3 separate regions of the Homo sapiens genome follow, and regions 2 and 3 are each linked to region 1. Evidence: read pairs that join two places in POLR2A ChIA-PET (ENCODE). Cell type or tissue: OCI-LY7. All regions are shown on one strand.

The links. ChIA-PET counts read pairs that join two places held together with the same protein. Peaks named below come from ENCODE experiments on the same cell type or tissue, not always from the same donor. Only the 100,000 strongest peaks of a DNase experiment are listed, where the experiment ranks them.
Region 2: POLR2A ChIA-PET joins it to region 1 with 10 read pairs; 2 of 35 experiments call an interaction of 5 or more read pairs at or near these places.
Region 3: POLR2A ChIA-PET joins it to region 1 with 30 read pairs; 2 of 35 experiments call an interaction of 5 or more read pairs at or near these places.

The regions. Positions count from the first base shown.
Region 1 is chrX:148,609,203-148,611,702 of GRCh38, forward strand. The region is part of intron 1 of AFF2 (ALF transcription elongation factor 2); the gene reads left to right. Among named protein-coding and RNA genes, the nearest start is that of AFF2, 110 kb to the left of the region's middle. RefSeq lists an enhancer at 1,248-1,357. In OCI-LY7, no CTCF peak of the experiment used is centred here; a DNase peak (open chromatin) is centred at 959; H3K4me3 peaks cover 2,461 bases; H3K27ac peaks cover 2,500 bases.
Region 2 is chrX:148,541,140-148,543,639 of GRCh38, forward strand. All of the region lies in intron 1 of AFF2 (ALF transcription elongation factor 2), which reads left to right. Among named protein-coding and RNA genes, the nearest start is that of AFF2, 42 kb to the left of the region's middle. In OCI-LY7, CTCF peaks have their summits at 1,916 (motif pointing right) and 2,115; DNase peaks (open chromatin) are centred at 682, 1,063, 1,522 and 1,792; H3K4me3 peaks cover 2,500 bases; H3K27ac peaks cover 2,500 bases.
Region 3 is chrX:148,521,007-148,523,506 of GRCh38, forward strand. The region is part of intron 1 of AFF2 (ALF transcription elongation factor 2); the gene reads left to right. Among named protein-coding and RNA genes, the nearest start is that of AFF2, 22 kb to the left of the region's middle. In OCI-LY7, no CTCF peak of the experiment used is centred here; DNase peaks (open chromatin) are centred at 104 and 1,205; H3K4me3 peaks cover 2,280 bases; H3K27ac peaks cover 2,500 bases.

The sequences.
Region 1 (2,500 bases):
TTATTTATAAAGCAAATGTTCCATGACATTGAAACATTAAATGTATTATACTCAGTCATGTGCAATGTATAATTTTCTAAAATCTCTGATTAATTTAATATGGGTGATTTTCATTCTTTGATATGTGGCCTTGGTGTAATTTATAACAAGCTATAAATATTTGAAATGCCATGGAAATGTGGTTTGAGGAATAGTATTAACACCTGCCTTCTGTTCTAGTTGGGTTATATTAAGTTCTGAATGTACATGGGTATGTTTCTGGGATATTATTTGAGCTGTGGTCTGTCTGTGTGTGTAGTGACTGGCTGAATTAAAAGGGGTTCTCACTATTTTCTTAGCTTTTGATCTGAAACCAAGTCTAATTTTGGGAGTTTTATAGCAGCATTCCTTTTCTGTACTTTGTAATTCCTTGTAGAAGCAGAAATGCCAAAGTACTTTGCATGCTAACTCCTCTCCTTCTTACTCCACACACCCTTCCCAACTCAGTATGTGCGTTATAACCAGGAAATAAATAACACAATCCCTGTTAAAGCCTGTACCCTGAGACACACACATTGGATATGGTCCTGGTGACATTCTTCCTGTCATGGTATGGCTCAGCCAACCTGCCCAGGGAACTACAAGGATTGTCTTGAAATCTGATCCCTTCCTGCTTCCTTGGCAAGGCAGTTGAAAGGGGCAGCCTCTGAGCAAAGTGGCCTAAGCTTTGCCCCTCCCACATCCATCTTGTTCTTAGGAAGGGAAAGAGTGAGTGCAAAGCAGAGCCTGTGAAAGCTTTTGGCTTTCCCTGAGCACTTCCTGGTCTCCACTACTGAGTAATCTGAACCTCATGAACCTCACTTCCCTTATCTGTCAATGATGGGTGATAATAGTGCTTATCTCATAGGATCGTTTTAAGAATTAGGAATTGCCCATGTGAAGAGAGAGAGGGGGGTGGAAGAGTGAGAGCACTCATGCACACTTGGTACACAGTATGGGTGCATTGTTATTATCGCTGTAGTTCTTTCCCCTACTATTAATAATTCTAACTGTAAATGACTTGGTATTGAGTCACAGGTGGTGAAACTACCTGTTTGTTGCTCACTTGGCAGTTAACGGCCAATCCAGTAACAGAATGTGGGATTCCTGACTCCTACTTTGGGGTTTATTCTACCCGATCATGATGCTCTTTGCCCTCTTAGTATTCCATATTTAATGATATCTATGTTTTTGTGCATTTCCTTTCAAAACGATAAAAACCAAAGTGAAGCAAAACAGAAAACAAATATTCTTGCAAATAACATTTAGTGAGGGCAGAGGAAATTGTACTTCCCTTTTCTGTTTCTCCCCCTTTCATTCTGAGTGAGCCATAGTATTACACGTAAAAGTTGTGTAGCTGCATCTTTTTTCTTCTACAAGATGAGTGATTTATTATTTATGGAATTGGCTTGGGATTTATTTATGCAAGTGAACTTCTGCCATTCCAACTGCATTTCCAGTGGGTAATGTGCCTGGAGAGTTGTGGGGGTTGGTGATCAGGCCGCTGCTACAATCTGGCATTTGGGAAATGGCATCAGGTTATCTCCACTTAGTGACATTGGGCTCAACTGATCTTATCAGCCTTTCCAAAGACTGCTGTGTAATAGTTGAGGGTGAGAATAAAATATGTTTTAAAATATATTTTATTTCTCTATATAGGCATCACAATCCCTTTAAAAGGTATTCAGGGAGCTTGTTAAATGGGAAATAAAGCTAAGGAGGAAACAACACTGAATGAATTATATTAGTTGACATTGAAAGCAGTAACTTATTAAAATAATGCTTTATAATTATTTTACTTAGCCCAATGTTTTTCAAATATTGCTCTGTCTTCCCAGTATTCCTAGCAGAGACATGAAAAACAGGCCCATTTATCAACTATATGATGTGACGGTTAAATGGAAAGTTGGGCTAGATTTTCACTTGTGTGAATTTGCACCCTGGAAGTTGGACATTCATGATCAAGTGGTCTGGCAGGTAGGGGAAGCCCTGGGTGAATGGTTGTTGATTTAGGCAGTGAGATATTTGGAAGGTAAGCTTTCTTTGGAGAAGCTGGCTTTGCTGTCTTGTCTCCAATTTGTTGAAATTAAACACTACATTCAGATAGTATGGTCTAATGGTTACAGTAATGTTTGTGAAGATGAGAAATGTATTTGTATACACATAAGATATATTAGTTTCCCATGGCTGCTGTAACAAATCATCACACACTTAGTGGCTTAACACAACACAAATTTATTTTCCCACAGTCCTGGAGTTCAGAAATCTAAAATGGGTTAGCAGGGTTACATTCCTTCTGGAGGCTCTAGGGGAAAATCCATGACAGCAACCCCTACCCAGTACGTTCCCAAACTCATCTTCCTTTGCTTCCTTAAAATTGCTCTTTCTTCAGACAGACTGGGACAATCACTGTGCCCTGAGTGGGCTGGTTGGACTCCTATCTCTGAGCCTTACATAGTCTCCATTCTCCATCTTGGGAGGC
Region 2 (2,500 bases), 68 kb before region 1:
TGAAGGAAATAAAAAGGCACTGTGGCTCAACTTGTAATAAAGAGCAGCTCATCCTCACAGCTTTGTGATTGTTGCTATAGTTATCTATTCAACATGGGATGCACAATACAGTTAACGTTTCATTACCAGTAGCCTGTTGCGTGCTTATTGTTAAAAGGAATTTAACATACAAGTTTTTGTATGTTTTGTTCGCCTAATTCTGATTCCTCGTGCTGACTGGCATGAGACAGGGAGCTGGATTGTATTAAACTGGTTTTATTGTGATGTGACTATGATGGATGTGACAAGGGCCTCTATTATTCGCTGGGGAGTGTGGCCATTAATGAAGCCATTAGCTGAGCTAAGGCAAGTGAAGAAAATAGGGAAATTACCACTATTCTGAAGCCATTAAGTTGTAATCCACCACTTTCTCTCCTTACTCAAAAAGGCATCTTCTTTTTAAGGCCTCCCTGACTGTCCTTTAAAGATTCATTAATTCATTAACTTTCCAAGGAGATGGGGGTGGATAGCATAGTTGAAATTTTAATCAGTTCAGTGTATCATATTATTAACATTATGGCAGTGTCTGTGCTCATTGCTGGACCACATCAGGTTAATTTTAAACAAACCACATTACAGCAGATGTCTTTCTGTTCTATGCATAACAGAAGAGCTTCCATTTGTAGAGTACTTTAGATTTCACCATGCTCTTTTATGTTTGGTTGATACCCAGGGCAGGCACTATGTACCTCTGTTATACAGATGAGTGAACTGAGGCTTAGTGAGGCTAAAATAACCTGAGGGATGAAGATCAGCCAGCCACTAGATAGGCAGAAGTGGGTTTCACCCTTAAATTCTCACTGAACCTTTGTATTAGGAATCATGCTTTTCCCATGTATAGTCTCTGCTGGAAAAAAGAAAGCCTCTGGTGAGCACAAATCTTTTGAAAATGAATAACTTGTGTTTATTCTGTATTAAATGTTTAAAAATATTTATTTAGCTAATCAGGGATTTGCATCTTTTAAAAACAATGGCGGTGTGCTCTGTGCAAGTCATATATGTGATATACTACCCTGTGGGTGGTTTCAGTTTACTTATAAAACGTTTAGCTCAGTCAAGTTGGGTGATGTCTACTACTTGGCAAAGCAGAGTGTTCTTAAAGACACAAGCTTTGGCTCTACAGCCCTTAGCGAACCAACATTTCCCAAGCAGAAGTTAGGACAGTTTTTTCTTGAAAGGGATAGTGAGGTCAATTCTATGCTCAATCCTTGCCATGCTAAGAAAATTTGGGACCCAGAACCAGTGCCTTAGCACATCCCCAAATTGATGCCTCTTCTAACCTATTTGTGTAGATATGTTGCACATATAATTGTTGCTACCTATTGCAAGGTCCAAATGGGTAAAGGATACACATTTTGATCTTCTATACTAGGATATTCTTGAGACCTCCTAAAAGGGAGCATGAAGAACTGAGGCTTGGCTGGCTGCTGGGCAGACCACTTTGCTTAGCAGCCATCCATGCAGACAGGTGCCCACAGGCTGAAGGGCTGTCAGGGGAAGGCAGTCACAGCAAGGAAGGAAGTGGGATAGGAACTGAAACAAAGATTATTTCTCCTCATATATTTATGAGTTCCTCTAGGTGGGCTAGAGCCTAGAGCGAGGAGAAACTCGGTATGTATTGTTAAACAGAATGGATTAAAAGGAAGGGGACTGTGGCTTAAGAATTCATTGAGCAGTCTATCTTTTGGGTCATCCCCGTCTTCATCACAAGTAAGTCCACACCTGGAAATGGAACTTTTCCCTCCAAACCATAGAGTTGATCACCAGGGGGAGAGCTGTAATGAAATCTGTTTCTGAAACCAGTTGGCCTTACTGCTTCTGTGTGAGTTGGTGTTAGCAAATGGTTGCATGAAACCTTCCTGATGACTTACCATCCTCTAGAGGGCAGAGCCAGGACTGGATCCGGGCCTCCTAAATTGTAGACCCTGGTATTCAAAAGGGGGTCCATGGAACAGCAGCATCGACCTCTCTTGGTATAACTTGTTGGAAATGCCCAATGTCAGGTGCCAGCCAAACTTCCTGAATCTGAGTCTGCATTGTCAAAAGATCCCCAGGGAATGCATATGCACAATAAAGACTAAAGAGCCCTGCTGATAGGCTTGGTTCATTGAAATGTGAATCTTATGTGCAATGACTAAAGATTGTGTTCTTTTGCCTTACTTTTACAAAAGAAGAAGGGAACTGATCTTGATTGGACCCCCTACCCTGTGCCAGTAACTGAATGTGCCTGGCATCCTATATTTCTGCTTGTTCAACCTTCACAACTACCCTGGGAGATAAGCACTGTCTTCCTAATCTTATAGACAAGGAATTCTAAGCTGAAAAACAAAGTGACTTGCCCAAGGCCACAGGGTAATTGTCAAGGCTGGGGTTTGAACCCTAGTTTGTGTGATTTCAAAGCCTTCCGCATGACAGCATGCTGTAGTAGAAAGCACAGAGAGAAAATCTGGAGATGTAATTG
Region 3 (2,500 bases), 88 kb before region 1:
GACGGCAGACATTGCCAAGGCCAGGAAAGCCATTTATCAGTGCATGGCCTACTATGCACTGAAAATGAACTTGGATAGAAGCTACCTTAAGTCTACTTCCTTCTCACAGGGGTTTGGCTTGAGGGAAGCAGGCTTTCAGGGTTGCAGTCATATCAGTGCATCAGTGGGTCACCAGGTACCATTTGTGTGGAGGCTCTGATAATGTCACTGTCACCATTCTTGCACCCTGTGACAACACAGAGGACTGGCCAATTACAAACCCAGGAAAGCTCCTAGTAATTATTCAAATTCATGGTACATTCAGGTATAACTTACAAACTGAATGTACCACATTCAGGTTCCACAGGTACCTGAAAAGCACGTGCATGCACACACACACACACACACACACACACACACACACACTCACTGAGACTTTTGCCTGGATCTTGCAAAAAAGTTACCCTAAAAAATAATATGTCTACCTTTGGTGGTAACTAACACTGCAGCACATTTCGTAGGAGGTAGTTTTTGTTATCAAGATATACTTCCCCTCTATCTCATAAACCTTAAGAAGGTATTAGAAACAAATTACATTGCATAGTTTATATATCCATATCTCCAAGGATTTCTATATGTCAATAAAATGCCAATCATCAGATTTGTCCTGATGTGAAAGTCAGGGACAAAATGACCACCTAGCTTCTCAGTTGAGGCTACATGGAATTACGTATGAATATTTCAGATAAGATCAGATCTGATCATAAACTCTTATTTTTGTAGCATGCAAGTGTGTGGATAATGTGTAAAAAGGAAGACATAAGTCAAATGTGTCACATCTGAGACTCTCTTGCACTGAGATTGAAAAGGCATTGCGTCCATGAAACAGCCCTTGTGCCGTCCAAAAGCACTGCTCCTTTCTCCTCAGTTGCATCAAATTTCTGTGGAACTCATACCATTGCCAGATTAGGGCAATCAACAGGGGCAGAGAACTTCAAATGAAACTTCCGCCACAGTGCAAGCATTTGTCACCATATTGTCGGTGAGCCAAAATCTTTCCCCTTTGTGCTGATGGCTAAACAAGAATACTCTCACAATCTCCCCTGTTGTTCTTTTTCTAAGTGTGCCCTGAAAAAGTTCTGATGCAAAATAGTCAAATCACGGCTGTTACTTGCTTGCCACCTGTCCTGACGACAAGAGGAAACATGGGTTGCACCTACTGGACCTAAAGTCTTCACTTCTTCTCCAAGGATTGCAGGTGTACAGCTCACTATATTTAACTATGCGGGCTGTCCCAGAGGGGGCTTGTGCATGCATTTGCATGGGGCAGAATGATCAGCTCTTGCCTCCAGTCCATCTGGTGATAGGGACAGTTTCACATTATATGTGTATTTTCGGGAACATTTTGTATTAAGAGGTGAGAGTGGACTTTCTGGGCATGGAATTGTTTGTTTATGGAAACAGGCATACATTGTGTCTACAAAGCAATAGGGAAAAGGCTTTGCGGGAAAACTTCAGTCCCTTCCTGCTTAGGGAACATGCTGTGGGAACCTTTTAAGTTTTTCTATTCACTATTTTACTGTTCTAGGTCTGCATTGAGTGGGAGTTAAATTTTAAATGCTCATCGGGTCTTTGCAAAGCCTTTTAGTATACAATTGCTGGTACAGTTGCTTATACAATTGTACAGTTGCACAACGATTACTTATGATTGATGTGTATTTAGATTGGCTTTGGCTAGGCAAGAGTGGTATCACAAAACCCTGCTCCAGTTTTGAAAAAAAACTACTTTATTAATATATTCCTATCTTGTTGATATTGTCATATTTATACGTTCATTTCTTGCAACTAAAGCCTTCTGGCACATCCATTTATAAACTATTCCAATAACTTAGTATAAAGATCTGCTCTACGTGATCACACATGTGGGCATGCAAACACTAATAAAAGGAGAAACTGAGGCAAGGAAATCATGCAAATTTCCTGAGGTCAAATTTTGTATTGTGATAGTACTGAGAATACGTCCTTGAAACAGGAATTCGACTCCAGTGACTAAAACACTTGCTCTCTGTAGCATCTTTGTGAAATGCAGGGGTGAGATATATGCATATATATCATCTTCATTAAGAGGAAAGTGAGATATTTATGGTAGCTGCTAATGTTAATATCAATTTTCAACATTAATAATAAAATGAGCAGAATGAAGCCAATAGATCCAGGTCCTGTATATGATTAAATTTATTTATTTTCATTTTTAAGTGAAAATGTTAAATCAATTGCATGATTTCCTTTGAATTTGTAATAATGACATTATAAAACATATACATGTACATATACCCCATTCATGTAATTAAACAGATTCATCAAACATATTGTTGAAAAATCTTGGAAATGTGTGGGACAGAGGATTAATTAACTCAGAAGCATGTAAACTCTAAAAAGTTTGTTAATCTATTTTCATTATACATATGCTCTCCATGTATGATTTGTGACAGCTTAAGGACAGATGGCCGAGTAATTTACA